Regions from separate parts of the Mus musculus genome. Here all the other regions are linked to region 1. A link is a loop called in an ENCODE intact Hi-C map of the cell type or tissue named here. Cell type or tissue: left cerebral cortex. All regions are shown on one strand. Links, peaks and the distances in the headings refer to the core of each region. The heading gives the core; the rest is flanking DNA.

What was found. Peaks named below come from ENCODE experiments on the same cell type or tissue, not always from the same donor. Only the 100,000 strongest peaks of a DNase experiment are listed, where the experiment ranks them.
Region 2: a loop joins it to region 1, with 2.3 times the contacts of the local background. A loop is called at or near these places in 2 of 42 quality-filtered maps.
Region 3: it touches region 1 in a loop (5-fold over the local background); 3 of 42 quality-filtered maps call a loop at or near these places.

Annotation. Positions count from the first base shown.
Region 1 is chrX:158,384,878-158,395,865 of GRCm38, reverse strand. No RefSeq gene overlaps it. Among named protein-coding and RNA genes, the nearest start is that of Cnksr2, 350 kb to the right of the region's middle. In left cerebral cortex, for the core only: no CTCF peak of the experiment used is centred there; DNase peaks (open chromatin) are centred at 1,138, 1,449 and 4,157; H3K27ac peaks cover 303 bases.
Region 2 is chrX:158,539,150-158,550,137 of GRCm38, reverse strand. No RefSeq gene overlaps it. Among named protein-coding and RNA genes, the nearest start is that of Cnksr2, 500 kb to the right of the region's middle. In left cerebral cortex, for the core only: no CTCF peak of the experiment used is centred there; a DNase peak (open chromatin) is centred at 5,903; H3K27ac peaks cover 514 bases.
Region 3 is chrX:158,036,153-158,047,140 of GRCm38, reverse strand. Cnksr2 (connector enhancer of kinase suppressor of Ras 2) reads left to right here and starts at 3,944. Exons shown (of 22, transcript NM_177751.3): 1 at 3,944-4,364. The coding sequence starts at 4,301. In left cerebral cortex, for the core only: CTCF peaks have their summits at 3,402 (motif pointing left), 4,596 and 5,250; DNase peaks (open chromatin) are centred at 3,739, 4,336, 4,605, 5,053 and 1 more place; H3K4me3 peaks cover 5,819 bases; H3K27ac peaks cover 4,694 bases.

The DNA of each region.
Region 1 (10,988 bases), core at 1,088-9,087:
TTTGAAAGAAATTAAGAACATGGCAGGGTATGCTAATTACACAAACTTTTAATGAGATAGCCAAGTTGGTGTCAAAGATGCTGCCTCAGAGAATACCTAAGATAGAGCAAAATGGCAGGAAAGGGTCAGAGGTGAGTGAGAAGCCAAGAGAGGAGTTTCAAGAGTCAGAAAGTCTTGGAAGTTCAGCTAATCATTTAGTAATCACCAAACCAGATTGACTTTATTTAAATCCAGACCAATAACAGCTTAGTAATAATGCATGGGTATTTATAGACTATTCCATTATTAGCCTTCAGCAATCAGCAAAGGTAAGTTAAATAAAAGAAAGCATAGCATAAATACATGAATGGAATCATTAGTATAAACTACAGTCTACCAGACGTTGTGCAGGTATTTTAGGTCTACAAGCTGTACTTTTTATGAGTCTAGTCTGACATCTATTCTTTGAATGGTTCTAGTAAACATGTATCAAAATAGACACTGTATTGTACCATCCAATTTTTCTTAATAAAGAAATTCATGCCTCAGTTGCTGAGAGTGCTGTCAATGGAGACAGCTGACAGTTGGCCCTTTAGTGTTTGTCTAAGCTTCTCAAGGTCATGCTTACCCCCACCCCCCAAGAGATATATTCTAATGACTAAAATAGATGAGCACATAAAAGTCTGATTATCTTGGTCTATCTTTTGATCCATGGCATTCATACTGCTTAGTTAACAGTTTCATTTCTACCTGAAGCTACTTCTTTCCTCGGTCTTCTACATAATACTTCTTAAGAAACCTTTCCTGAACCAAAATGCTTCCCAATGTTTGCCTCCCAGGAAAATCTCTCTGTGACCGCATGCATTCTACATCAATTAACTCTCTGCAAGTTTTAGACAAATGCATTCATCTCAGCAGCTTAAACACGGGCCTATTGAAATCTCACATTCTTGAAGTTTTAAGGTTGGAATGTTTTAGGACTAGTTCAGTCTCAGATTCCCAGGATTTTTCTCTTCCTGTTCTGCTATCCTCAGCATGGTGGCTTTCTGACTGATCTCGGTACTTTTCATAGTCACAAGATAGCATCACATGTTGGAGTGAAAATATCCTGCAGAAGAAAATAATACTTACACTTCTCATGTGGATCTTTTTTAAGAGCCAGACACCCTTCCTCAGAAGCCATCTGGCCAACCTTTCCTTAGTTACTGGCCAGAGCTGATGCTCACATTTCTCTCCAAACCAGACGCTGAAAAGGAAATGAGATATTTGAGATTTTCAGATACCATTTAGAATCTGCTCCTGAACCCTTTGGAGGATAGATATAGCCCTAAAAAATTCAGAGTAACTATATCGTCACAATCCTACAATGTGTTTATTCAACATTTTCCTTCCAAGCAAATCATTTTATATAACCTAAAATCTAGGTTAGGTAGCTGGAGGGAACTGTTATTTTTATATAAAGCACCTGGATGGGCCTTCTGTGAATCTTCTTGCAAGGACAATGAAATGACGTGTTTTGGCCACAGGGTGTTTTATGCATGTTCTTGTTTTCTAACCACCAGTGAACTGAGCACTGGACATATGTGTATTTTCACTAGGGTTTGAATTTAGTAAAAAGCAGCATTACCTCATATCCTGAGTTAATTTCATTGACTTGGAAAACACAGAGATGCCCAATTTCAAAATCAACCAGCCACAACAGGACAAATACTGTATGATTCTACTCCTATGAGATACCTGGAGTAGTGGCTTTTCTAGAGATGGAATTAGAATGGGGTTTCTGGCACTGGGGTGGGACAATTAATTGAGAATTGACTGTTTAATTGGTTTAGATTTTAATTTTGGAAGATTTAAAAAAATCTGTGGGTGGATGATAATAGTTGTGTAATGATGTGATGGTACTTAAACACTGATGAATTGTACTCTTAAATGGTGGAAGCAGTAAAACTTATGTACATTTTAACATGATTAGAAGAAGCAGAAACTGGGGATATATAGCTCAGTGATAGATCACTTGACTAAAATTCTCAAGGCCCTGGATTTGACCTCCTGGACTTGGGGAAAAATATTCTTAGGGAATGCCTGTGGAAAGAAGACTCCAATAGCTTGAATCTCTGACAATTTTTAAAAATTAAAGTATAATTACACCTTTTCCTTCCTCTATTTTTATCCTCCACCCCTTGCACTTCTTCCCACATTCATGGCTTTTTTTCTTCAATTGTCATTGCTGAATGCACACACATATACATATACACATACACATACACACACATACACATACATAAATATATAAATATAACATCAACCAGCTGAATGTATTTAGTGTTGTTTGCATATATGTGACTTCGGAGCTGACCATTAGTATTGAGTAACCAATTAAGAGTCTCATCCCTTGAAGTTTCTCTTTATGCATACAGCGACCATTATAAAGCCACAGCTGGTCAAAATTTTCATCACCTACTGGAATTCTTTGATGTATAAATACCTGCTTCCAACATAGTATATTATATTATCCTTGTAAAATGTCTTTGAGAATCCTTTAAAAGTTTTATTTTATTTTATTTTATTTTATTTTATTTTATTTTATGTCTTTCAGTATTTGCCTACATGCGTGTATATGCACCACATGCCTGGTGCCCAAAGAGCTCAAAAGAAGGTGTCAGATACCCTGGAACTTGAGTTAATGGTGGGTGTGTCCCACAGTGTGGGGGTTGGGAATCAAACTCAGGTCCTCTGCCAGATAAACAAGTCCTGTTAATCATTGATTTTAACCCTAATATTAAATGGTTGTGGCTCTAGTTCATCCTGTAGCAAAATTTGTTCTAAAGAGCGGTTTGAATTGAAATGGTTAACTCTTCCTAAACATTGATGGTCTTAATAAAGAGTGAGCCATTTTAGTTAAAAAAAATAAAATGCTTAACTACTTTTCTAATTATGTCTTATCTATGGAATCATTGGTGCCATTTTCTGAATTGTGAGATTAATAAACTGTGTATGGGGCAAAGTGATCATGATTGGCTGTGTATATTAATGAATTTTAATATATTGATTACAAATTCCATAAATCCCATCCGTAACCAAAGTGTGTCACTATAATAAATGCCAGCTTATCTCTTGCTAAGAAAAGACCCACTGAAATATTTTTAGCGACTTAAAGCTTGAGCTAACTGTCCATTTATTGATGTTTAACAAATTTACTGTAGGGAGAGACTATATTAGGTAAATTACAAGGACATTTTTCAACTTTATGATTCTGTGGTATGCTGGATTTCTGAAAATGACTCATTCACAAAGCATGTAGAGATGCATACTAAGGAGATTGCCAAACGATTGGGGTTCTTATCAATACATTATTTCTCACCATCCTTAAATTCAGATGTCACTATTGTGAAGCCAAATGTCTCCAACAGCCACCCTGTAGACCGCCTGACATGTGATCTGCATAGGAGATTCCATTGCTGCCCATCCATATCCTTTTTGTATTCAGGCCTCAGAGCAATAATATCATACTGAAAGTACATAGAATCTTCTGTTTGATGATTTACCCCCGCAAGGCATATATGAGTATATATATATATCATCTCTTTCATGTGGCAGGCTGAAAGTGCCAAATAGTTAAAATTTCTACTCGTCCCCAATAATAATTGAAAATGAGGAGCAGATGGCTTAGCTTCCTTTTTCCTTGAGTAGATGACTCTGAGTTGTCCTTTACCCTATATCCTAGGGCTTCCTACTAGGAATGAACTCTGTTACTTGAATCGGGAACATTCTCACACTGAAACATTGGCTTATCTTCCTTCCCTTATCTCTCCACTCTCATTTACTAGTATGTGCTGGCATCACCTCCCAAATAACTCACTTTCATGAAAACCTGTGTCCTTAGGTCAGCTCTGAGGTGAAGGAGGGTGAAGAATTCATACAGAATAATATGTAATAGAGAAACAATATGGTCAGGGTCCATGAAACATGTACACTGAATGAAACTTGACATCATGGTAAATGAGTTTAGTGTTAGGATCTCATAAGTATTCACTATGAATTTCCATAATACAAAGCCTGTTGGTTTTCTCTATGAGCTTCTTCTAGTTCCTCAAAATTATGGTAATTCCTCATCACCTATTCTGTGGATCTTGACTCAGATTTGGAAATCCCACTTATTCATAAATTTGAATTACTCATAAGGTTGATTCATCCATGGCCTATCATGACCCACCCACTTCTTTCTCCTTCATGAATTTTTCAGTCTTGAGGTTCACTGTTAATCATAGAAGCCTAATTTTATTTTCCATTCAAATGGGGGAGACTGAAAAAAATCTACTATATTCAATTTTGAGCAGACAGTAAGTTAGTGATACATAGTTATATATCATCTAGTTCAGAATAAGATATATGGCATTAAGAGGGGAACTATTAATAATTAAACTAGCACAGGGCTAAAGATATAAGCTCAGTGGCAATGAACTTCTCTAATAGATGTAGAGCCCTGGGTTCAATCTGAAGCTCAAAGTAAAATAAACTAGGAAAATAGTATAAATTAGTACAGTTCTGGAAAATTTATACTGTCTTCCCTAAGATTGGATTCACTAGTAGCCAAATTACTCATGGCCTCTATGTTCATGGGCAGAAATAATAGCTATCACATGATTTTTTCCATTAAGGGGACACATGATTTTTCTAAGCAAATGAAATGAAAATATGGCCTTTGTTAACGTATAAAACATTATCATTATAGGACTACAAGGATGCGTTGACTTGCCAGTAATCATGGGGCCAATCATTGAGAAACAACAAGATGTTACACTCTTTCATATATTCTGAGAACACATTCTAAGACTGAAGAAAGCTTGGTCATGAATTGAACAATTTGTTGTTTAATGAAGACACAAAGCTATTAGGTAAAAATATACATTTTTCAATTAAAAATTCTTAATAAATACAGATGGAGTTGGAACAAACAATTTTTGGTTTCAAACATACCTCAAAGCAGCACATTTTGTTATGGTAAAATTGAAATTAAAAAATCTAGAAGTATGCCTATATCTGTCTTAGATATGTAGGATGAGTGGGAAGATAAGTTCTTATTATTCAGAAAGAATTTTTAAAGGTGTGTATATCGGAATATTAAAGAGAAAAGTGTTCACTCATTGTTCTGAATCAATGGGCTATGAGAGACTAGGTTCATCTTATAAATACAAAAAAAGGTCTGTTTCTTTCTATGAATCTTCAAGTAGACAAGGCAACTAAGCATTTCTTACTAGCATAGGGTAACAAAAGACAGGCCTTCAGTAACACTCTTAGTATGCTAAGGAATGAAGGGTTGAAGGCTCAAGTTTCATCTCAGCTAATACTATCACTATAGTTCTTGTTCAGTTCATATAAGAATTGGAAAGACTGAACTTGGCCAGATTTTCTAACTGAACTCCAGATGACCTACATGTTTTGGGTTATCTTTCAAGAGTCACTTGGAGCAGAAAATAAAAGCATTAAAGAACAATTTTCCCCCCATATATCAAGCATTCAGAAATTCCACCCAAAATGTTTCAATTACATGATGGATATAGTATATCTCATGCCCATGCTATCACTGTCTATGAGCAAACAACATCTATATCTCCAAATCAGGTATCTCCCATGAGCATCCAGTTACCTAAAGCAACATGTCCATAAGCTTCGAAAACTCAACATGACAGAGATCAAATCCTTAATCTCCTATAATTCAATGGCCTCTTACTATGATCCTTATTCTAGTGAACATCATATTATACTTTCAGCAATGTTCAGAAAGAGATGGTATCCTAGACACCTAGTTCCTGACTTAAATTTGCCCTCATTCTCATATTCTGTGAAGTTGACCTTTCAATACCCCCCTAATTGTTTTACTTCTCTCCATCTATACTATGGCTAACCAAACCTGAGTTGTATCCATCTCCTGCCTGGATTATGGTACAGATTTTCTAAGACCTCTGCATCTGTTCTTTCTTATCACATTGAAGAAAGACATGGCAACCCAACAGGAGGAAGAGTCTCAAGATCACACCAGAGTCAGAGACCCACTCATTCCCACATCCAGAAGCCTGCATATGCATATGCATATTATATATATGCAGGGGACCTGGTACAGACTTGTGTAGGCCCTATGCTTGCTGATTTAGTCTCTATGAGTTCATATGTACCTTGCTTAGCTGATTCAGAGGGCCTTGTTCTCCTGGTGTCCTCCATCCCCTCTGGCTTGTATAATCTTCCTGCCTCTTCTACTGAGGAATTCCCTGGGCACTAAGAAGAGGCACTTAATAGAGACATCCCATGTACAGTCTCCCCTCTCCCTCTCCCTCTCCCTCTCCCTCTCCCTCTCCCTCTCCCTCTCCCTCTCCCTCTCCCTCTCCCTCTCCCTCTCCCTCTCCCTCTCCCTCTCCCTCTCCCTCTCCCTCTCCCTCTCCCTCTCCCTCTCCCTCTCCCTCTCCCTCTCCCTCTCCCTCTCCCTCTCCCTCTCCCTCTCCCTCTCCCTCTCCCTCTCCCTCTCCCTCTCCCTCTCCCTCTCCCTCTCCCTCTCCCTCTCCCTCTCCCTCTCCCTCTCTGTAATATCTAGCTGTGGGTCTCTGCATCTTTGTTCCCACCTGCTGCAGGAGGAAGCCCCTCTGATGATGACTGGATAAGGCACTGATCTTTGAGTACAGCAGAATATCATTAGCAGTCATTTTATTGCTACTTTTATTTTTTTTAGGACAGTAGTGTTTGTTTTTACCCTAGGTTTTTGGGTAATCTATTTCTCTAATTCTTGGTTACCCAAGCAGTGTCAGGTATGGGTTCCATAGTTTGCAACTATGTTATCGGGCATTTTCACATCTATGTTCATAATGGAATTTGGTCTGTAAATCAATTTCTTTGATTTGGTCTTTATGTGGTTTGGGTATCAGGGTAACTTTGGTATTTTTAAAATGAATTGAGTGGAAAGCGAGGCCCATTGGTCGTGCAAACTTTATATGCCTCAGTACAGGGGAATGCCAGGGCCAAGAAGTGGGAATGGGTGGATAGGAGAGTGTGGGGGGGAGGTTATGGGGGACTTTTGGGATAGCACTGGAAATGTAAATGAAGAAATATCTAATTAAAAAAATGAATTGAGCATTGTTCCTTCTGTTTCTGTCTCGTGGAATAATTTGAGGAGTGTTGATGTTAACTTTTCTTTGAAGGTCTAGTAGAATTCTGCTCTGAAACAGTGGGCCATACTGTCTTATTGGTACTTTGTAACTACATTGTGTTCCTTTATCAACTGAATCCATTCATCTGTATGACTGCTATAATACATGAAAGTGCCAATAATTCTAAGCTCTTTGAGAGTGAAGTCTTGGCAAAGTTTTGTTTTTAAAGATAAAGATATCTTCTGTCTTACATGGTTTCCTACTGTGCAACCTTGCGACTTCCCCCATCAGGAGGTAGATACTGACTTTTGACTGCTTTTGCTAAGAGAACACATCAAAAGTCTCCAAGACTGATTTCCAAGACTGTCATAAAATCAGCAATAATTCCTCCTTTTTCACTTTCCTATTTGCACTTTGAATTTGAACTGTGATGTGAAAAAAAAAAAAAAAAAAAAAAGCAAAGGAATCAAGGGACCTGAGGATTCTGTGCATTGACAGAGCTCAGCCACGTGCAATAGCAGTCCTGGCCTTCACATTATCCTAGCAAGTTTCCTCCTCATGTTAGCATGTTTTTCAAAAAAGAATATCTACCGTGTCTTCATTTCTGGTTATTCCAACTAAATAGTGAATGGTACTGTGCATGAAGTGAAGGAAAAGAAAACTCTCAAACCTAATATAGGCAATTCAACAGTGGTTCACTGCATCCAAGCTCAGTCTCAGGAAAGAAAAGGGAAAGCTGAATTGAAATAGGTCTCTGTGATGTTTTGAGGAAACCAATCTGCCAGGAAACAAAGATATTGGTGAAAATCATCAGCAAAATAGAAAGCTCTTGAACCTCCAATAAATGTGCCAAAGTACCTTTGTATTCCTATGTATAACTGTGTAGTTATAATATGTGGAGAAATGATTATGAAAGCCTAATAATCTTTTATACACCAAAATAAGGGAACTTCTAAAAGTTAAAAATTATTTCTGCTTTTCAATGCAGCTTGTTTTTTCTAAATCATAATTCCATTTCAAAATGATCATAAAAAGAACGGGTTAGTCTTGTAATGCAGTAGCCATACTTAGTATTTATTACCTAATGATATTTGTAGCTGTGTTCCCTATATGCTTCCTCCCTAATAATCACATAGATGCTATTACAGAAAATGACAGAGGGGGTTTGCAAATCATCCAAGATGCCAGAGGCTGCCACGTATGTTATGTGTCTATTCATCTTTGATTCCACCTTTTTTTCCCCATTTCTCTATATACATGTTCCAGATTTTCTTGCCAACTGCCTTCCAGCATGACAAGCTAACTAGCTGGGGGTACTGGTGGAGGCTTGAGTGTTAAAATGAGGGAGATGGGATCCCCTTCTTTTTTTAATTTGTTCATTGCCTTTGGCAGCAACTATATTTTTTCCATGGTTCCAAGTCCTTTCAGGAAGTTTCTCCCTCCCTGTTCCCATATGCCCTGATCATGGATGACCTATTTACACTTTCCACTGGCTTTCTATGACTCCTGACCTCTGGCAGAGCCACCTGTTCTAGCCTCCACTAATTCTACAGTAACCTCCTAGTTAGTTTACTCTTTCTTGTTTGCTTCCTTACATATTGGTCAATTCTGTGGAAAACAGCCCAAATTGAATTCTTTTTATTTTAAATGTCTAGTATTGTTTGCAGTTTTTTATAAAATTATCTGATAACATGTCTTCACATGAAAACAGCCCCAGGAACTACATCCCCCCAAAAATACCCTGAAGTTAATCACAATTAAATACTTCCTAGCAGTAAACTCTGAGTGAGCCATGATCCTAGTTATTCATGACACTGTCATATCTTCCACTAAAATCTGTTGCTTGATGAAATGATAAAGTTCAGACATATATATGATGCCATAGATTAGATGTGAGTATAGTTTTCTGCTGTGTATTTTAAATGAGCTTTTAGTTTATGCTGCATTAAGACAACTCATAAGTGTTTAGTCATTCTTTTTTTTTTCTTAAACTAAAGAGCCAACTTTTAGATGAAAAATTATACCATTGAAGGGATTTGAATAACACTTAAACACTACTCTTTATTCTTATTTTAACAGGGAAAAACCTTGCCCCCCTATTCAGACACAAGCTGCAAGAGGTATATAAGAATGGGGGGGGGGATGTACTAATATAGCCTGAATGTCCCTTTTTGAAGCCATGTGTTTTGTAATTCTACCACATTAAATAAGGCTCTTTAACCTACATACCTTTTAAATGTAGAAATGTGGAGTGAATGGATTTTCAGCTTGAATTAGTGAAATATCTTGTTTTCTATAATATTTAGTTTTTCTATATGGTTCTATATAGTATTTCTATGAAATATATAGTTTTTAACTATATTTATGGATAGGTGTGGTAGCTCATGTCATAAAGTTCATAATCCAATAGGTTCTCTGGATGTTTGAAGCCAATCCATTTTATCTTAATGAGTTTTAGGCTAGTTTAGGCTACAAAACCAAACCAAATCAAGACAAAACAAACAATATAAACTTATATTCATGTGATCCTAGATGGCAATATACTTCCAAAATGTTCTCCAAAGAACAAGATGTACTGATCCCATGAATAAATGTTTTCCCATTTAAAGAATTAAATATTTAAGCATACTCAAAGTAAGTTTCTCAGAGCATATATTAAAACAGTATCCTTTATATCAACAATAGGGCATTTCTATTCATCATTGGGCCTCAGAAACTTTCAATTCTGAGTCATGATAAATGATTTCACTTTTACTGCAAAATGATTCATAGAAAATCTAGAGCCCAGGAGATTGTTTTGTAAGCTACTTTAAGTTTATTTGGCTATTGTCCTTATTTAAAAATCAATATCTATATGGACCTTCAGATAAGTTCCCTCCCCAAACAGATACTATTGGCAAATAGCTCATGAAATTGGGGTGTTTGTAATGTTTTTCACCATAGATTTTCTTACTGTGGCTTCAATTTTTGTTAAATTGTAACTGCCCCTAGTTTCCTTAATCTTCTCCTTAACAATCAGATATTTACAGGTAAGCTGGGTTGGAGGAATCAATGAAAATACCCTTCAGACTATTTTTAGATTATCTCCTAATGTAATTTAATAGAGAGTGAGAGTATGGTGTAGAATTATATTTTATGTGCTGTAATATTAAATATTTATGTATGTTCAGGACTCTTTCAAACCTCAGATTAAAGCAGCAATAGGAAGTCTCTATTAATCTATTACCTTCAAGGTTAATGAGAAGGAGAAAAGAAAAGGGAACCTGTTTCTGTGTTTGCTGAAGGTGAAGTGGATAGTTAAAGTTTAAACAGTCATTATCAGATTTACAAATATGAGAAAAGCTAACAAGGCTCAGTGTGATGGTTTGAATGAGATTGGACCCCAATGGCTCATAGATTTGGATGCATGGTTACCAGTTGCTGAAACTGTTTAGGAAGGATTAGAAGGTATATCTTTGTTGGAGAAGGTGTGCCACTGAAGGTGGGCTTTGAAGTTTCCCCAGTCTGTCTCTATCTCTGTCTCTCCTTGTCTGTCTCTCTCTGTCTGTCTCTCTGTCTCTGTCTCTCTGTCTCTCTCTCTGTCTCCATCTGTCTCTCTGTCTCTATCTGTCTCTCTGTCTCTGTCTCTCTCTGTCTCTCTGTCTCTCTGTCTCTCTCTCTCTCTCTCTCTCTCTCTCTCTCTCTCTCACTCTCTCTCTCTCTCTCTCCCTCCCTCTCCCTTCTTCCTGCAGATCAGGATATAAGCACTAAGCTACTGCCCCAATACCATGCCTGCCTGCCTACTGCAGTCATAATGGTCATGGACTCACCCTCTGAAACTGTAGTCAAGTCCCCAGTTAAATGGTTCCTCTTAAAAGTTGCCTTGGTAGTGGT
Region 2 (10,988 bases), core at 1,347-9,346, 150 kb before region 1:
GATAGATAGATATAGATATAGATAGATACATATATATGTAAATGTAAGTATATATAAATACATATTTAAAGAAAATTACATCTGTGATATTTCCCCTACCCATATTAGAATGTCAACTATTGTTGGCATTGTTTGGGTCTTCTTTAGGCAGCCATATTGTTGAGATTCCATGGTTGTAGCTTCCCTTTCATATCTAGAAGACAAAAATCTCACAGCATACTTTTTGGCATTCTTTCTCTTGAGACCTGTTTGAGGAAAAAAAAATGTATCTAACTTCTCTTACTACACTAGAGGACCACTTTATTTCCAAGCCAGACTTAGATCTTTCTTATTTTAGAAAGATATAAAAATAGATGGGTCTTTCTTGTTTTGGAAAGAGTATAATAGAAAAGTTCTGGACTCAAATCAAAGTACTGTATGAAAAGGATGATTGAGCCCGAGTTTACAGTTTACAAATAAAATACTAAGACTCTCTGCACTCTTTCTTCTACCCTGTACTCACAATGTTAGTCAGTTTTATTTTGTTCTGAATGAATTCACCAGAAGTTTCTTCTCTGGATAATCTGACCTATCTCAAGGAAAATTAAAAAAAAAAAAAGGATAATTGCTCATGAGATTCTTCAAGGAAATAGTTCAGCCTGGCTGTCTTAGGATGCATTTAAACATATTCAGAGGAGATTTATTTAACAACAAAAAAGCCCTGGAGTTGAATTCATAATGATAATGTAGAAAATGAAGCAAAAAACAAAATGGAAAATGATCTTCAGGATTCCAGGAAAGAATGTGTAACTATGGTACACTCCTTGGTATAAATGAGCTAGAACTGTCTAGCCATAAAACAATAATTGTGGTAGTTGATATAACAATTCACTCTCCAAACTGGAAAGACAACCTAAATTTTCTGAACCGAGAAATCAAGAACTTTTGGTATAATTGTACTGTTCAGAAATAAGGCAATCAAGCAGTGTTGAGAGTTGGCCCATCTCGCATTCAGAAAATGACAAGAGAGGAGTGGGACAGCATACAGCTATTTTTTCTCAAGAAGTGTCACAGATTTTCATTGGCTCTATAAGCATTCTACATCTATAGTATTGATAGCATTAAAATGCAATGGTATACAGCCAATTAGACATTTCTAATTTGGAAATTAAGACTATAGAGAACTCAAATGCTCTGTAAAATATCGTTTAGAAAAAGAGGCTGTGAGAATTCAATAGCAAAGCATCTGCTTAGCCCTCATGAGGATCTTGACAAAATCTTTAGCTCTGCAGTCACCCATCCACACACGTGGCAAAGAAAGAAGAAAATGACCAAGTGGAATTCAAATGCTCATGTTACAGAACATATTAAATTGACTTTTTTGTCAGTGATGGATGTTTAAACATTAAGGCACTGAGATTAAAATGTATAACTTAAAAGCTTGTAGAAGATGAAAACTAAATGTATGACATGGAGCAGAGAGACTTAAGCAGAGAGAGGGCCGTGCAATACAGGGACTATGAAGGGAGAAGGGGAACAGATAATGTGACAGAGAGTGTTGAGTTGAGTGGGAAGGCAGGGTAGAGGAAGGGTAACAGAGAGGGATAACTAATATTAAAAGATTTACAGAAGCCACATAGAAGCTTATTATTGTAGACGCTTCCAAAATATATACATATATTAAAAAAGAATTTAAATAGAGTTAACTTTTACAAGAAGTTAAACCTTTCCCAGATGTCATTGGCTATCAATCAAAAAGCCCAGTTCCAGATGTAGATTACTTCCCTTCTATTTGTTGGTCCATGAGCTTGCATAGATCTTCTTTAAACAATCCAAGGTATTGATTACCTTTCAGAACTTGATGATGTGACCCCCATTGCTGAAGATATCACATAGTATTAAAGTACAGCTTACTTATCTTTAAGTACTATTACATTAATACTTAAGTATTATACTAATATTTAAGGATTATACTAGTACAATTCTCAGTCTTCATTGAAGAAGCTCCTTATTTGCAGGATGGAAATGAATACAAACTTCTAAATGGTCAACATGCAAGGAATAAGAGAATGTAGGATGCTAGCACATGCACATATATATCAGATTTCCTCCATTCAAAGTCAAGAATAATCATGGAAGAGGGGGCAGAAAGCTTATAAGGTGGTGAATAACTACAAGGAAACAGAGTTTTCCAGGTACCTCATGGAAGCTGCATAGAGGAACTAAAATCAACTGTGACATCATGCAGAAGACTTGCATAAGATCAAGCCATCCAGAGTCCCAGCATGGATATGGGGAGTATTATCTGAGGAAATTTTCTTAGAGAGATATGGCACATGAAAAAATATCGATTTACTCCAGAAAGAGAACCCATAGCAGATCAAACTTCACTTAGTGAACCAATATGTTTTTATTGGAGTTACTAACAGGTGCGTGAATGAAGGATTTACTTACAGGAGCAGGGGTGGTAACCCAAAGCAGAAAGCCCATCACCATCACCATCACCATCACCATCACCATCACCATCACCATCACCATCACCATCACCAGAAAGCCCATCCCAACAGGGGTAATTCTTCATGAAAGCTGAAACCCTGAAGCTTTCTGCACTGTTTGTAGATAACTCAACAAGTCCTCAAGATCTGTCTGAAACTCAGCTAGCCAATCTCCTTCCCCAGTTCTTTCCACCTAGAAAACTGAGGAGAAGCCTTACAGACTTTCTGGTTTTATGGTTTTATGTTTTCCTAGACGTAACATTTCATTTTCCTCCTGAATCTCATAAACATCCTTCTGCTTCCTTAAGGGGTTCATTAATTTGGAGGAAACTGCTATACAACAGGGAGAGACTCATGAAGTCTAACCCTTAGTGAGGAGGGTGTTAGTATTTGATGGCTGCTGGGGGGATGGAGTCAGTATCTTTAAGGATGCAAGCCCTGATAAGGTTGCCTATACTCCAATAGATGGCCCTACATCTGTGCACATATAGGCAGTACTAAGAGAACTCTGAATTTAAAGAGTATATGAAGTTGGAGGGAGGAAGTGAGGGATGGAAGAAGAGTTGTAGGAGAAGGTAGATTTGATCCAAACATATTGTATTCATGTATGAAACAAATAATACATTTAAAGGCAAAATGAAAACACAAGAAAAATATGGAAAGCATATATAATACATACATATGTATGAATATCAGTGAAATATATAAAATAGGTACAGCTACAACTAAGATATTGCTGTCACAAAGTCAAGGGTTTTAATATGAAGTCCATTATTTAAATCATACTCAATTTTCTTATTAGCTATAGGAAATAGCTAATAAGAAAATTAGCTATATTCCCTTTATCATTTGGGAAGAAGGTGGGCTGAGTGTTTCATTATCATTATTTCTGGTAACAATATTAAGAAACAATTGTAACATTTGTCCTAAGTTTTGCCAAAGAAAGAATAGAATACATTTTAGCTATGATTGTATAGTAAGGATAATAGTAAAAATGCTACCAAATTAATCTACAGGCTCAGTTTGGACATGCTTGAGATTGACTTACAATAGAATATATGATACATAACAGATAAAATGCACCCCATATATTCATATTCCTCTTGGAAGAATAACAAGTTTGTTGTTTCATTATGTGATGTTTGAATGAAGATGAGGACATGGATACTCCTAGGTATGGTTAAGGAGAAAGATTTCATTGTAGATAGAATGGAGAATACAGCCAAAGGCATCTGGAAGAGTTCAGAGTAGGGAGAAAAGTACACTAAACATGATCAGCAGACTGAGCTGGATCATAAGAGGAGAGAGAGGGAGAGCAAGAGGGTAAGGGAAGAGAGAAAGACAAAAGAAGAGCAAGAAAGCATGTGGCCCTAATAGCAGGGTTATAGAGGAAAGAGAAGGAAGCTGGGGGAAGGGAAATGCAGTCCTATGTTGGAGAGGCTTAGGTTTAGGGGAGGAGGAGGGTTGTTGAGAACTGCACATAGGAGCTGCAAGTACTGAGTGAGCCTAGAGGCCAAGCAGATACTCTGGCCTGCTAGTTGGGCACCACAATTAGCCATTTGTTCTGAGATTCTTTGGGACGTGACATTATTATTGTACATGAAGTCCCATTGAATGATGGAGTAATTTTCAGGATAAGTCATCAATTCATCTATTTTAGGTCGAAGTCAAATTTTGTAATGATGAAGGTAATCTTAACAAGGGGACATTTGGGGTTTTTGGCTTCTGGAATGCATAAACTAATTATGGGATAGGATTTTCACAGTGCTTAAAAATAAGAATTAGAACATTGTGCATTTAAAATACAGAACCTGCCCAAACTGTGTACTTTAAGGAATGGCCCCAAAACAAGAAGCTGCCATGGATGGAAGGAGTTACAGAGACAAAGTTCAGAGCTGAGATGAAAGGAAGTACCATCCAGAGACTGCCCCACTACGGGATCCATCCCATATACAACCACCAAATGCAGACACCATTGCATATGCCAGAAAGATTTTGCTGAAAGGACCCTGATATAGCTGTCTCTTGTGAGGCTATTCCAGTGCCTGGCAAATACAGAAGTGGATGCTTACAGTCATCTATTGGCTGGAACACAGGGCCCCTAAAGAAGGACCTAGAGAAAGTACCCAAGGAGCTGAAGGGGTCTGCAACCCTATAGGAGGAACAACAATATGAACTAACCAGTACCCCCAGAGCGTGACTCTAGCTGCATATGTAGCAGAAGATGGCTTAGTGGGCCATCATTGGGAAGAGAGGCCCCTTGGTATTGTAAACTTTATATGCCCCAGTACAGGGGAACGCCAGGGCCAAGAAGTGGGAGTGGGAGGGTAGGGGAGCAAGGTGTGGGGAGGGCATAGGGGACTTTCAGGATAGCATTTGAAATGTAAAGGAAGAAAATATCTAATAAAAAATTGAAAAAAGAAGGAAGGAAGGAAGGAAGGAAGGAAGGAAGGAAGGAAGGAAGGAAGGGAAAAGAAAAGAAAAGAAAAGAAAAGAAAAGAAAAGAAAAGAAAAGAAAAGAAAAGAAAAAAAAAGAAAAAAAAGAAGCTGCCATGGAACTATGTTGTACTTTCTTTCTTTTGATTGAATGTATTAAATATTGAAAATATAATCTGAAACATAGGGTCTAGTACTGGATCTCTGTTATATATGCTCACTATAAATGAATTAAAAATTCTCAGCAACTTAAATGTATTAAAGCAAACTGAATCAGATACTTTGTTAGAAGAGAAACCCTGAATTGGAGTGTCCAATTTCTTCTGTTCCTTTGTCTTTTCTTTCTTCAAAAATTGAGATAGGGTCTCTCTATAGCTTAAACTGATCTTGAACTTGTGATTCTCCTACCTCATCTTCCTGAAAGCTGAGATTATAGATGTCTAAAACCATGCACAGCTCAATTAAAGCCTCTTAAACCTTTCAAACCACCAGAATTTTAAGAGCTTTCTATAATCAGAGAAGGCCATTTCTCTTGTTACAATTTATACTTTTAAACAAAGCGAGGAGCTTGTTATTTCTTCCTTTAAAGTTAGGAAAGTCTCTCTCTCTCTCTCTCTCTCTCTCTCTCCCTTCCCCCTCTATCCTTTTCCCTCTCTCTCCCTTTACCTTTCTCTCTCCCCTTCCCTCCCTCTTTCCCTCCCTCCTTCCCTCCTTCCCTCCCTCTCTCCCTCCCTCCCTCCCCTTCTCGAGCCCTCCCTCCCCCCTCTCTTACCTTTTCTACTTGCTTCCTACCCACTCTATTTCCCCAACAATTTAAATATTTCCATGATCCCCAGAAAGCACAAAGAGTGGACACCCAGCCCTACTTCCCTCACATGACTCATCCTAAAAGCTGTTTGCCAAATGAATCTTTGCTTTTTGTTTCAGACTTCGTGCAGGGGCATCCAGAGCCCTGCACAACAATGCCTGTTCTAGCTCTACACCCACTCCGTCCCGCCTAGCATCCTACTCTCTATTCAAAACCAAGCCAGAAGGAAAACAAGGGATTTGTCCCCAACAGTTTGCAAACCAGTCATGCTTTTGCAACATATGTAGGGCTAGCATTCAGCAATCTGGAACTCATGAAGCCAGTTCCTTAGTCTTTCAGCAAATATGCTTGCAACCTTTAAGGACGTTTGGGATTTGCAGCTTCTGGAATACATAGACTAATGATGGGATAGGTCTTTCACAGTGCTTATAAATGAAGAATTAGACAATGTTCATGTTTCTAGGCAGTAGATTGTAGCCCCATTTAGAGATATTTTATAGACATCCCCCATCCAAGCTTTCCCAAGGAAGCTCAATTTGGCTTTGTTTTGAGCAGAATTGTGTAATGCCTGCTTAACAATGGAAGTTGAAATACAGTGAGGGTTTGAGACAAAGCATTATATCTAGATTTGCCTATTGTCCAGTGGGACACTTGCTAGAAAAAAGTACTCTGATAAGTAAACTCCATAGCTGTAAGGTGGCTAAGAGCCAGCAGTTGGTATTCCCTGCCTGATATGATAACCATGGAGGAAAAGGGAGCTAGCAGACATCTGAGATGTAGCAAAGAGGAATCCAGGACGAACAACCTTCTGAAATTCAGGCAGGACTGCAGTTACCATTGGCTCAAACTCTAGGCATATAGCAAGACCCTTGGTCTGCTCAATTTTTTATTTGCTTTGGACAGTTGGAAGGCTGTCATGCACAGTTGAAATATTTTGCATTTGGACCTCAAGAGGACCTGCACTTCTGTTTCGGACCCCTTGGACTATTGTTGCCACTAAAACTAGCTCAACTTAGCCTCCTGAAAGAAGGCAAGTTTATGTCTCACTAGCCCCACACATCTAGAGCCAGAAAACCTACTGGAGAATAAACACATAGCTGACTGAAAGTTGACTGTAGCCAAGGACATCTAGAAATTCTCTTGTCAACTCTAATTATGAGATAAAGTTCAATGTATTGTTTTAAGCTATTGAGGTACCATGAAAATTTACTTACCTCATGCCTGACACAGTAAAAGCCCAGTGATGACCAATGCTAATATAAAAAATATTGACATATTACATGAGACCTGGAGTCAAATGAGACTGATAGGTGTATGTTGTCCGGTTTTAACATGTTAGACAGTGCTGGTTATACAGTGTTTTGGGTCTTTTTATATCTCTAGAAAGATTTATTTATTTTTAATTTTTACATTTGAATGTTTTGTCTGTGTGTACATATGTGCATGCCTTGTGTGCCTGGTGTCCATGGATGCTAGAAGAGGGTGAAATATCACCTTGAACTGGGGTATTGAATGGCGATGAGCCATCATGTGGATTCTGTGAACTGAACACAGGCCCATGGGACAAGCAGGAAGTATTCTCTTCCTCCAAACCATCTCTCCAAGCCCCTGTGCAGGTTAAAAAAAGTTATCTAGCACCATTTGAAATGTAGAGATTTTTCATAGGACCAACAAACCAGGTTTCCTTGCCTGGGCAATAGTTAAAAGATTTGAGGAATTTCTGGTCAATTAAAATGGGGAAGGTGCTCCCAAATGCCCCAGGTTCTGCTCCTCCCTATAGTTTATAAGACGGAATTATTCACTCAACAAATATTGTCAATTACTCATATGTACCAGGTATTATTCTATCATCTGAGGATACAGAGACAAACAAGAAAACAAAGCTCCTACTTTCCTATGGAGTTCGCAAGTGTGTGACAGCTGTGAACTGATGGGGGTTGCATAGAGGCTGGGAAACAAGCCATATCTCTACATATTTTCATTTTGTTATAGGAAGCCAAAAATAAAAATCATTTTGTTCATTATTTATAAAAGTAGGACAGTTAGAGAGGAAAATGGAAGGACAATTCATTTGGAGAATGATAGATAACTGGCTTGTTGAGAAGGGTGTGGTGACCTCATCAAAATGTAGAGCAGGGCTACTTAACTGAGGCTCAAGACTAGGTAATTCATTCATGTGGAGAAGGGGCTATCCTGTGCATTGTATGATGTTTAGTTGCATTTATGGTCTCTATTAATTGGATGCCAGTAGCACTTTTCCATTGTGATAGCCAAAAAAAAAAAAAAAAAAGCATAGCTATTGCTGAGTGACCCAAAAGATGTGACTGGACATAGTAGAGACTCAGTGACAGCATTGAAGTATAAGATAATGTAAAAATAAATAAATAAAACTGCAGAAGAAGAGGTTTTTATTTGTCATTTGTAACAATTGGGATAAAGCTAGTTGCTGTGACAAATGAACTTCAAGCTATAATACAGAAAATTATCTTTTATTTGCCTGAAGTAATTGTTATCTTAGAGGCAATCTGACTCTGTCTGCTATCCTAGGTCTAGTCCTGGAAGCATCTAGCCTCCATATGATTTAATCTAAGCCTAGAATGTTTTCAGCCTCTGAGACTTACTTCTGAATAAGCTTACCCTTTCTAGTTCTTTCTGAATTCTTGCTGAATGGTTCAACTCAACTGTTCTGGCCCAAACGCCTCTCCAAGCTAACTGATTCAAACTGACTTTTCTCAGTTTCTGAAGTTTTGCTTTGCTTGGTCTCAAACTAACTCTGGCAATGTGTTCTAATGTTCTGGTTCCCTTTCATTCTGTCTTCACCTGCAACTTGTGTTTGTAAAACTACTCGTTAAAACTGCCTTCACTGTGTGTGTGTGTGTCTGTGTCTCTGTGTCTCTGTGTCTGTCTCTCTCTGCCTCTGTCCCTGTCTCTCTCTGTGTCTCTGTCTGTCTGTCTGTCTGTACTGCTCTTAAATAGACTCTTTCCTGTGCTGTTCTTATGAGAGTTAGGTGTATCCTATCTTTGATCATTCTGTTAAAACTCTGATTCATCACTTTGTCCACCCCTCAATTACACATCACCGAACAACATGGCTGCTTCTCTCTACAAACTAGCTTTTCCTACATTGTTAGGGATTAAAGGTATGTGTACTTAGAGCATGTTTGTATTCTTGCCAGAGCAGCCATGTTGCTCAATTAAAATTCATCTGCATCTTCCTTCTTTCTGTTCAAGCTAAAAATTGTACATTGTTTAACTTTTAGGATATAAACAATACCACGAATTTAACAGTCCTAATGTCCTTATGAAGATATGTTGATCATTCATAACTGCAATCCTGATCATCTGTCCTTCAGCAAATATCCATTTCATCATCAAGCTTTGCCAGTCTGCCAGTCTGGTGAATGGTCTGTTATTTTCAGAAAGTTTGTTGAGCTATCCCCATGAGGGAAGGGGGGAAATCAGCATTCAGTGTCATCTGTGTTGCTGTCTTTCTTTGTCACTTCCTTCCTTGAGTTATACTTTTTATGTGGAAGCCTCTCTTAGTTGGATTGGTTCTTTATCAATTTTGATGAAAGACATAATCTTTCATCACCTGTGGAAATATAGACAAAACTTTCTCCCCAACTGACTTTCATTCTGATGTTCAAACATCTTTAAAGTATACAAGTTGAACAAGAAAATCAAGAAGAGAGAAGACCAACGTGTGGATACTTCATTCCTCCTTAGAAAAGGGAACAAAATACCCATGAAAGGAATTACAGAGACAAAGTTTGGAGCTAAGACGAAAGGATGGTCTATCCAGAGACTACCCTACCGAGGGATCCATCCCACAATCAGCCACTAAACCCAGACACTATTGCATATGCCAGAAAGATTTTGATGAAGGGACCCTGGTATAGCTGTCTCATATGAGGCTATGCCAGTGCCTGGCAAATACAGAATTGAATGCTCACTGTCATCTATACAATGGAACACAGGGCCCCCAATAGAGAACCTAGAGAAAGCACCCAAGGAGCTAAAGGAGTCTGCAACCCTATAGGTGGAACAACAATATGAACTAACCAGTACCCCCAGAGCTCGTGTCTCTAGCTGCATTTGTAGCAGAAGATGGCCTAGTCAGCCATCATTGGGAAGAGATGCCCCTTGGTATTGCAAACTTTATATGCCCCAGTACAGAAGAATGCCAGGGCCAAGAAGTGGGAGTTGGTGGGTAGGGGAGCATGGCGAGGGGAGGGTATAGGGAACTTTTGGAATAGCATTTGAAATGTAAGTAAAGAAAATATCTAATAAAAAAAAGAAAAAAGTATACAAGTTGATCTAATTTAATAGTTTTTTCTAATCCAGTATCTTTAAGTTAATCTTATCTCCTATTTCTGTTTATTAAGGTATAATTATATCTTTATAAATCCACACATAAACTAGAGTTTATGTCACATTCCATACTCTCCTCCACTCCAGTGAGCCTAGCTTGTCACCCATTTAAATCTAAAAACAATCAAGCCATCTTACAGAAGATGTCAATATACAATGCCAGTTAAAATAGGTATATGTTTTCTGAGATTGAAAGAATATTAATCTGAGCTTCCCACTATTATAGTAGATATCTTCCCCATAGGATTATAGCTTTATCTGCCATATAAGGCTTTATTCTTCCAATTTGACTTTCTGGTCCCACACATTTAATTTTTCTTACATGTTGTTTTACTAGGGATATTGTTCCAATCCCAACAAATCATGTAGATGCCTTCTGAAGGGAACAATGTAGATTCCAAGATTCTAATGAGACTATAGTTACATCATCTCCTCTGTCCACTAAACCTTCCATTTCAATATCATTTCATTTTAATTTTAACTTAATTTTAATTTTGGTCTCTGGTCATTGATATCAGTTTGCAAAACAACAAACAAACAAACAAAATCTTTCTTTTAGTACTTCCAACTGGGCTGCTTTGCCTTTGACATATGGAAGCAATAGAAGCTAAGACATCCTGTCTCCTGATTTAAAGTACTTATTTTTCTTAACATAAGCCATAATCTCAATCCTTCCCTTGAAGTTTTCACCTATAATTCCTGGATATCCAATGAATCCTTGAGATGTTAGGCTACCTCTTTCTAAAACCATTCCTACTCTCCTACTGGTCTTGGGAGTAAAGGTCCATGAACTCCAGTGGGTATTTTATAGCATTGAATTTTTGGTGATAGTGTGAAATTTTTACTTAAGGCTATGGATAGTGTGAAATTTTTACTTAAGGCTATGTCTAGGACTGCAT
Region 3 (10,988 bases), core at 919-8,918, 350 kb after region 1:
TATTTTAAGATATGAGATATCTTATAGTTGTTCCCTCCATGTTTTAGTGATCAGTATTATTCAAAAGAAAAAGACTAAAGGGATAAATTCACACAAGAAAACATTGCTTATTAAGAAAGCAAGACACTGGGGCATGATAGTGCATACCTGTAATCTCAGCACTTGGGAGTCTGATGTAGGAGACGTGAAGAGTTCAAAGCCACCTTGGACTACAGAGCTACTTTCAGATAAGTAAATTTTTAGATAAGTAAAAGATTAAAGTATATCTTGTAATACAATGTATCTTTGCAAAATAAGTGGTAAGCAAAAGTCCATATCCCTATAAGCCCAATTTGGAATACATTTATGTTAGTTCTCTCTTTGGCTCCAAAGAGACAAAGCTTAAAAGTCCTTCCTTTAGTGGAAGACTCCCATCCTAGCTGATAGAATTCCTAAAAATAAGATCCAGTTAGAGGACTATGTGTAAATTCTTCATCTAAAGCCAGTTAAGAGCACATTACACTCTAAAATCTTAACAGAGGGTATGTTGGTTAAGGGATTTTCATTTTTATTTTGAAATCTATAGGGACAAAGCATCAACCAGTGTCACAAATTGGATTGACATCACTAAAAAAGATTATTTCAAGTGATTCATTTTGATATGGTTGCAAATATCTCAAAAAGTATAGATACAATTAACTTAATTAATGTAATATTTCTACTCTGCTTGAATTTAAAAAAGAATCTGAGGCTCTTTCCAAAGGTTCATAGTTTGGCTTTTAAATCTAGCCTGTGGAAGAATTGTGATGTCATACTAATTGGTTCATTATATTTTTGTATATATTTACGACAACATTCTTTACTCCTAATCTTTAAAAATTGTATTGTATACTAAGAAAAGGCAATATTAAGTTGACGAGGCTTTTATAGAGTAACATTATACTATACTTACAAAAAATGGGGCAAGATGTTAAATTCTGAATAAGAGGCAGACTACATGAATGGTAGCTTATTTAAACAGTTGGGGAAAGAAAAATACCACAAAGATTCAGCTGAGTCATCTGTAGTTAAAGAATAAAAGAATAAGAGCAGTGATGACTTAATCCTTTCTTTTCTCTCCCCTGCCCAAGTCAAGGATGCAGAAAGTGAAGAGCCTGTTATGTTTTGAAGAGATTGAAACAATTTCTGCTGATTAGATTGTCAAAGTCAAATGCTATATTTTATTGGTGATCCTAAGTGAGGAGAATTTAAGAAAAATGCTTAAGGCCATGGTACACTCTGTTAAACAATAGGAATCTATACTCACAGTTTGGTTCATTCTTAGATTTATATTTAGTTTTAGTCATTTTACATGATTGGACAAAACAAAACAAAACAAAAAAAGCCTAACTGTAACACAAATTGGAGGGGACTATGTACTCCCTCAATCTAATATAGGGTCTTCCTCAAAATTCTCTTTTATTTCTCTATAATATTACTTTCTCATTTTCTTTTACAGTGGTCTTGTCACATAATTTTAATTAATTTATCTTTCCTTATCTATATTCTCTCTCCATCTTCCCTACACACCCTATCTATCTATCTATCTATCTATCTATCTATCTATCTGTCTGTCTGTCTGTCTGTCTGTCTATCTATCTATCTATCTATCTATCTATCTATCTATCATCTGTCTATATGACTACACCCTGGCCTGAGACATTTGTCTTGATATCCAGCTCATCAGACAAGTGATACTTTAATTTTCACTTGCTTGCATTATGATTTACAGTATAGTTGCTTGTCATAGAAGGCCAGGCCCGCATCTTGCTGTTGCAGCCATATTTGGTCATGTCCTATATTCTCACCATTTCTGGTTAGATAGGGATCAGAGAAATTCATGGTGTGTCTCAGACTTCTTTTTGGTTAACAATTTGATGATGTCCATCCAGGAGATCTTCAACGGACCTCCCATTCACAACAACTGTCCATTTAATGACACTGATACAAACCTTTTGGCTTGTTTTCCAAGTTGAAATTCTGAAATGAACTTGCTGTTACAATCATACATACTAATTTATTTAACATGTGTAATTTATGTAACTATGTGTAATAGATCTAGGGAATAGGATGTAATGGCTAAAGTCTCAGCTGTAAGATGTAGCTAACAGTCGAGCTAGTTTGAGGCTAGAATAAAACAAAGTGATTAGCACTTTGCTTAATAAAATGTGTGTTATTACTAGTAATATTTTAATACCATTACTTGTTTTATAATCTAAATTTCTAAATTTGTAATCTAAATTTCTTTTTAAAAAAGATTTGTTTCATTTATTTTACCTGCATGTATGACTGTGTGAGAGTATCAGAACCCCTGGAACTGGAGTTACAGATAGTCGTGAGCTGCTATATGGAAGCTGGGAATTGAACTCAGGTCCTCTCAAAGAGCAGTCAGTGCTCTTAACCGCTGAGCCACCTCTCCAGTCCCCAGTAAATTTCTTTTTAAAATTTTATTTGTATATTTTGGAGTTTGGGTTATTAGTAAACAAGTCTGAACACAAGCTTCTTAAATGGTATTTGTTTGTAGCACTAGCATAAAAACATCAGTGTGTTATCTACTCCTGTTTTGCCTTCTCCTGTGTTGGGGGAGAACTTGCCAAGCCATGCCAACTGAAGAAAGTGGTGTTCTGTATCTTATAAACTTGAGTTAGACAAAATGGGTACCGAAGGAACTGACATGATTTATTGACATTATTGAAATGATTATAGAAATAAAAGAAGTTGCTTGTTTACTCAATGTGACTGTTTAAGAATTATACCGAGGGGGGAAAAAAAACAAACCAGCTATAATGGTGGTAGAGCTTGCTACTAGACGCTCTAGAATTGTCATTGAAAGTGAAGCCTCATTTAGGCAAAATGTGTATTTCTAAACGTTGCATAGAAGCATGCATAGGTTTTTTGAAGCAAACAATATGTGAAACATTATGTTTGCAATTTGTCACTAACTTTAAGTCCTGTTATTACTCTTCCGTTCTTATATAAGAACGACTGAACACAAAATGACATCATGTAAAATAGATGTCGGGGACCTTGTGTTGAAGGAGGTGGCCGACAACTGAAGCAGAGCCTGGGAAGAGGCACGTGTGGGTTCTGGAGGCTGGAGCCTCTTGCAGTTGACATCTCTGACTTCCCGGGTTCCTTTTATCACCCAGGGTAGATCCGACAGCACGAGCCATCTAGTCTCCTATGGGCGTCTCTGGCTAGATCCTGACTCCCATCTGCGGAAGCCCACATCCCGTGTTCTCCGCAGGGTCCGGAGGAGTCACCTCGGGAGCCAACTCAGCAGCCGCGAGGGCGACAGAGAGAACAGTCAGGACTCCCATTGTCACCCCAGCAGTTCTGCGGCGTCCCCTCCCCCCTGGTGGCGAGGAGAGCTTGGGACAGGGGTGCTATAGTACCCTCCTCCGCCACCCCGGGTTGTCCGTTCAACTGGTGGGGCGACCCGTCTCGCTGACTCTCCTGGAAGGCCACTGGGAGCCACTCTCCTGCCGCCGCCGCACCTGACTGCCTAACTGACCCCGGGGCTGGGCGAGCCTCCAGCTGCAGCGGCTGGCTCCGGGGCTCCAGGCGCTGCCGCACACGCCCTCCCGGCGCGGCTCCGGCCGAGTGCGACCCCCGGGGCGGGAAGGCGGGAGCGCGAGCAGCCCACACCTGGCCCGCGAGTCTGCTAGAAGTCGGGCGGCGGCCACGCGCGCTGGCCCACGCACGCGCACAGGGCTCGCGCGCACCGGCTGCCGGCCCTGGGGGCGGGACCGCGCGGCGGCGAGCGGGGCGGGGGGCTCGTGGAGCGCGCGCCCCGCACCCGAGGGCTGCGGAGAGATATTTTGGGTGGCAGGAGGCCCCTCGTCATTTCCGCCGGGCGGCTCGTCGTGCCGGGGGCTCCACTCCCGCGCGCCAGGCGAGCGAGCGGGCAAGTTGGCTGCGACCGTGCGCCGGCGCCTCTTCCTTTCCCCGCCGCGACCTCGGCGGCTCGAGCCATGCACTGAAGCCCCTCGGGACGCTCACCCCGGGCTGAGCCGCGGACGCCGCAGCTGCGGCTGCCGCCTGGGCTGGGACCTAGCCGACCCCGGCGTCTTACCCCGGCCAGCTGGCCGGCCGTCGCCGCTCCCACCGCAGCCACCTCCGACGCTCCAGCCTTGGGACCGAAACACAAAAGCCACCCTCTCCGCGCCGCCCACCGCGGGAGGCTGCGGCCGGCCACCGACCCCACCTGAGGGCGCAGCGGGCTGCGGACTTGGCTTTCTGTCCGAGCTCCGCGTCCCACGCGGCACCGACCCCGCCGCCCATGGCTCTGATAATGGAACCGGTGAGCAAATGGTCTCCGAGTCAAGTAGTGGACTGGATGAAAGGTAATGCCCTCTGTGGGGAGAGCGAGGCGACACTGGGGCGCAGGGTCCCGGTACGAGGGAGGGGTGCCCGCTAGGGCATAACACGTCCTGGGAGCTTCCAACCAACTGCTGAGGGTCCTCCCTGGGGATGGACAGGGGTCCTCTGGCTCTGGCAGGGGCCCGGGGACCCTAGACTTCTTTTGTCTTCAGCTGGAGGGGCGCGGGGAGCAAGAGGGCGGCGGGCGCCACCTGGTTGAAGCTGGAAGCAGGGCGGTGGAATCCCCGCGCAGCTTCCCCGCTTCCCGCTTCCCTCGACGCCTTCGGGTTGAGAGGACGCGGCGACCCTGTTTCCAGGCTAAGGGAGGAGCCCGTGGGACCTATTCTCGTGGCTGCCCCTTCACCAGCCCCTTTGTTCCTGGAAACCCGAGGCCCCTTCTAGGTCTCGCCCTGCCAAGTGCCTTCCCCAGCGCCAACTCTCCTGGCAACTTTTAAGCCCGCATAATGGGGTCAGGATGCAGTCGCTCCAGTTGGAAGGTGGGAACCCCCTCCTCCATGCTGGGCTGAGGATGATCGGGAAGGGAGCGAGCTACTTTAGGGTAACATGCTTCCCTTAGGGCAGCATCCAAGCTAATATATGTGGGATCCCTCCTGTGCACCCCAGCATGTCCTTTGCTTTCCTAGGTTGAGGTCTGCGGTGGCTTTAAACCTCTCGCGGCTTCTTGTTAAGGGTCCAACATTGGGTTTAAAGTGATGCGCATTCAAGTATTCTCCTTTCTTCCATATTGAAGGCTCCCCCACACACACACCCGACAATTTCTAATGACCAGTTTCAAACCTTAGCCCTCCTCCTAGACGCAAATGTGGGCTTTTTCTCTAGTCTCCTGGCTTTCCTGTCTCACTATCTCCCTCTGTTGTCTGAGTTGAGGGGCTTGTTGGGGACCTCTCCAGTCATCCCCAGACTGAACTCTGCAAAGGGGATGCTTACATTGAAATAAAAGATTCTTGGACATGCTTGGAAAATATGAGAGTTTTGCTTGAGGTCGTACCCGAGCAGGCAAACTTAAGATATTCTTCAAGCCTTATCTGTGAAAATGCCCCTTTCAAAGAGGAAGGAGCCCCTTTCCTAAGGCTTGCTTAGCAGTCAGACTTTCTAAGCTCTATATACTCAAAGATGGAAGGGATTGAAGGTAGTAGGGAGAAATAAATTCTCCCCGAATCTTTCCCCCACCATTTCGGACATTTGCCTATTCTTCTAGGGTTTCTCTTTATGTGTTTTGCTTCCTTTTCTCCCTGATTTGCCCTGTTACTTCTCACTTACTTTGATTTTCTCATCTCATATGTAAGAAAAATGCTTTGTAACTGCGAAGCACACTGTAAGTGCAAGTGAATTGAATTAAACCTAATTCATTATTTATCCACTGCCCCTTGTGTGCAGTGCATTGGTTGCCATGGGGGTTATAAAGATGACTAAGACAAAGTCTAACAGTGCCTCATCTTTTCTGCTGCTTGTTCTCTTTCCATATTTGCTATTAAAATTCCAGCTTCCTGGATTCACACACACGCGCACACACACACACACACACACACACACACACACACACACGCCTCAGGAAAATTCTGTCTTTTCAGTTTCTTAGTCATGGATGACAGAGTAGTCACAGGAAGTAAGAATGTTGAATTAAAACGCTTTCTTTGAATTTCTCTGAAAGGTGAGTTTAGTTTGGGTCTGTTGCTGCAACAACATTCAGACTTATGGTGTCTTGGCTTCATGGGATTGCCTTCTAGAAATTCCCATGATGCCTGTAATGAGCACTGCATACTCCATCTTCTTTACCTCGTACCCAGTTACATGCTTGCGGCTTCCTTTCTCTCCACTGTTTTAGGTTCCCTGAAGCAAGCACAGCATATGATGTCCTTTAAAAATCTCTCCAGTGCAAAATGTAGTTTCTTTGAACTTTGGAAAAGATTATTTCCTGTAATTTTAACTTTACATGATATTTAAGTTGAATAACTTGTTTTTTGTACCTGTTGGTGACACATTTTATAGTTACCTAAGAAGATCAGTTAGGTAACCAAGATAGAATTTACATGCCTTTGTAGAACAAAAGACTGAATAAGACTAGGAGAGTATCTGCTTTAATTATCAAGTTCAGGTCCCAGTTAGCTGCTTAGTCCTAAACTGCTTATTGTTAAATTTTCTGTGATAGTCATATACATTTCAGATCCTATCAGAAAATGAGATTTCTAAAAATAGTTGGAGGAGATGAGAATTTCCTCAACTTGCTCTTTATAGTGTTACCTTAGTTAATTTTCTCTACTATTTTTCCCAGTAAACTTTAAAAAATGACATTTAAAAGATAGTTTTTCACTTTCCTCAGTAACAGAAATGTTGGAAAGACGACTACCAATTTAGCCTATAGCTTTGAGTTGATTAGACCTTGCTTAATGATTTTTAAATATATAGTGTTATAAAGTCAGTATTAAGGCATGAACAACATTTTATTGTTTGTTTGTTTGAAAAGGGATATCATATAGTACAGATTGGCCTTGAACTTCCTGTATAGCCAGTCATGACCTAGGATTTTGGATCCTGCTTTGTCCACTACCCCAGAATTGGGATTACAGGTATAAGCCACCACTCCTGGTTTTATACAGTGGTTGGGATCGAACTCAGGGCTTCTAGCATATTATCATGTTTCCTATAAGCATCAAGTGAGCCACATCCCCAGACCCTAAAACATGAGTAAGGCTCCTGAATAGTTGTAGCATTCTAGTTCTTCAGAGTGTGTTATTTGTATGACACCTTCATCATCCTTAATATTTATAGGTTTCAGCTACAGTGAAAGTATAGCTACCTATACTGTTTTAGTAAGGCACATACTTTATTATTTCTAGACTTTTTTTATTTACCAGGTAGAAAAATGCAATTAGATCATATGATTATGATTTCATGAAATTTCTAGAAATTATATAGAGACTAAGTCCTCAAAGGATGAAATGAAGGATAAAAATAAATTTATTGGGCTTTCATAGTGTGTATTCAAGACTCGTTTAATGAAGGACCATTAATGTGGCAATTAATGATCTATTTATTGAAATATATTTGAAGGAGATACTGATATAAAATGTGTATATGATTAGCAAAGATATAAGCTGCTCATACACTCTTTGTAAATGCAACACTGTTCAGTTTTTTTGTTTGTTTTGGTTTGGTTTTTGGTTTATTTTTGCTAGCAATGTTTATTTGATATGGCACATTGTCATTGTTAGTTGCAGTAAATGTACAATACATGATCCATTTATGAGTCACTAAAATAAGGATTTCTATTCCAGATTATTTTGATAGTAGTTTTGAATATTTGGTGATAGCTCATAAACTTTTACACTAATTAAAGATTAAATATATAAATTACTTTTGGAGAAAATATACACAGCCTGTATTTTTTTTTTAGTACTTTAAACCAGCATTCAAGTGGAAAGCATGTTCAATCATCTTATAGTTTTGATAATCTTAAAACATCTTTCAAAACCAGCAAAGGCAAGTAAGTTATTGAGAAAAGTCATAGATGATAATGTAAACCAATAACTAATTTGTCACTAAGCCTATTATTCTAGAATATTATTTCTCAGTTCCTGTTTATTTGAAAATCCTGGAAATATGTCATAATCTGTGAGTCTCTAAAATATAATAAAAACCTCTGAACACTTCAGTGTTCCTCTTATTATTTTTATTATTAAATTTTCTTGTTCATCTTATACCAAATAATTCCACTCTTCCTTTCATAAGTTTTTGAGCTTAGAGACTAATGCAAACTATCCACATGATCAAGATAATTATTTTCCAGGACTATTTATTTCCCTCTGTGGCATTCTTCAATTGAGTTTTAATCTCTTTCTGGGTTAAATAAAATGACTATCATCTGCAGAGTGAAGCAGACCTACTTCTGCTGGTGTTTTTTTATGATCTCTGGGACTTAATGCTAATCAATCTTACAGAATTATGATCCCTTTAAAAAACTCTAAATTTTAAAATAGTTTTTAACCTATTCCACAATCAGCTGCTCTACTCTTTCTTGCTCATAATAATCCATTTTGTTCAAGAAGCAGTCTCTGACTTCTGATTTCTATACTAATGACTCAGCCATCTTGAGGATAGAAAATGAAATTCCTTCTTTTAGGTATTAAAAAAAAAAACCCGTAATGTTTTAAATACAGTCCCATAATGAGAGAAAGGTAGTGATTACATGTCTATTCAGTGTAAATGTGAGGCGATGTAGAAGAGACTATGTCTGAGAAGACAAATTTGGACAGGTGGTTAATAATTATTTTTCTTCCCTCATAGGATATCAGAGCTTAGGTTGAAATGTATCTTAATTTTATAAAGGAAATTGTCAAAATTTTGGGTTGAATTGAGGCAAAGAAATCAGAAATATTTGTTTACGAACATGGAACTGCACATGATGTTAGAGAAAGATGTTAAACTTAATTGATCACATTGTCTATATCACTTTTGGGAAAAATCGATATTTTGTCAAATACACGGTGACTAGATGGGCACGGCAGCCATCTACTCTGGATTTGACAGGTTTTTTTCTAATGGGGAATTTTGTTATTTCATGTAAAGAAGATATTTATCTTCTGGTATATGTGTAGTTCACAAGAATCATTTGATTTATAGTGCCATTGACATTTGATTTCTAATACTGGCAATTTATTCCTGACTAGGAAGAAAGCAACTCCTTATATTCTTATATTCTTATATTCTTATTATCTTATATTCTTATATTCTGTTCCTGGAGGATCATTTACTACTCAGTGCACCTGCATGGAAAGTGTTTTAATGGAGTTTCACAATTATTCTCTGCTTTAAAGACATTTTCTTCTATAAGAGACAGCAATGCTATTAAAAAACAAAAAGAAACAAAAAACAAAAAGGTTTTCCAGGGAAAAGACAGGAACCAGCTAATCCACTTAGAACATGCTTAAAAATTCGTGTTATGCATGCAAACACCAATTTTAAAAAGATGATAGATTTGTGAACCAAGAGAGGATCTAAGGGGAGAGTGGGGTTATAGCAACCATTTGAATTATTTAATTAAGTTATATTCTAAAAGAAATGTATCTTAATGTAGGAGGCACATCAAGAGATTTTAGAGGTGCAATAGCGGTGTTAACTGAAAGAGTTTATCTGGCTTTGTCTGGTTGAAGTGGGAAAAGTGGGTAGGGGAGGGAAAGTGAGGGAGGAGTGTGAGTAGGTGACAAAAAGTACAAGAACAAATCTGCATATGAGCAAGACAATAAAACTCTCCTCATGTCCTGAGTTTAAATAAATACCACATTCTAAAACTTTGGCTGCCAAAAATCAGCCCACAAAGAATGTGTATTGAATTGGTACAGCTGTTTAAAATCTGTTTCTGAGGAATAATCTAGAAATAATGTTAAAGTAGTTATTTTGAAGATTAATTACATCATTAACATTATGTTTGATATTTAGAATTTTACTGATCCAAATCCTTCTGTGAAGAATGAAACTAGGCTTTTGAATATCAGTACTGTTCGTAAAGCAATGTTAAATTATCATTTTCACCTATAGGAGCACAATCCCGGATTAGAGCTTAATTTGTTCCTAATGACTTTTAGCTTTCAATATAATTTCTTAACAGTACATCACACGTCAGGCTTATTTTGAAAGATGCAGTGTTCATTTTTGTAGTGTGGTAGAAGGCTAGTGTATCTGAACTAATGTAAAGGAGACAATAGAGAGCAAGTAATTTAAAAAAAAGTGGAGTATAAAACTTTTTTTCATGATTTTCATAGTTATTTAGTGTCTCAAAACAGGAAATATAGTCCCAAATACAGAACCATTGTGTTGTCCAACATCCAGTGAGTGAGAACACAGTTTTCACGAGTAGCATAGGTCTGTGCTTTTGAAAATGGTGTATTTCTCAGGCAAATCATCAAAAGCCGAATAGTTCATTTAAAAGAAAAACTTAAATATTATTTTAAATTCAAACAAGTATATACCCATGATACAGAAAACAAAATGGATGATTTTAAAGAATTTTAGGCTTTGCAGCAGGCTGTTTAAAGCTACATTTCTCAGATCTCGTTGGTGTATGAGTTCACTCTATTCAGCAATTTTGGAGATGTCAGTAGAAAAGTTTGAAAACTGGCTCTAGAAAAAGTAAATTTAATGCACTATGTGTTTCTCTTTTCTACTATCATTACAGAGGGCAAACTTTGACCTTTTTCTTTTAAGGTCCTGATAATTATAGTATCTTCATTTGGTGTGATCCATAAAGCTTAAGGCTCAATGAACTCCTTAAGAATGAGTCGTAACTAATCGTATCCTCTCACTCTCCCTTCCCTTGGTGGTTTTTAAAATGGTTTTCATTGTTTAAGGCTAAAGTTCAAAGTCCATAATGTGACCTGTGAGACCCTGATGAAGGTTTTGTGAGGTAAGGCTCATGACAGACACCAGACACTGGATACCTTAGCCCTTTTTGTTTGCCCACAGCTAGGCCTTTGTACTTTATATGTATTTGATTCTTTCCTTCACTTTATTAAGTTCTATTGATTCTTCACATCAGAAAAGTCTTCTCATCTTCCCCAAAACTCATAAGAATCCTTAGCTGTATGTTCTTG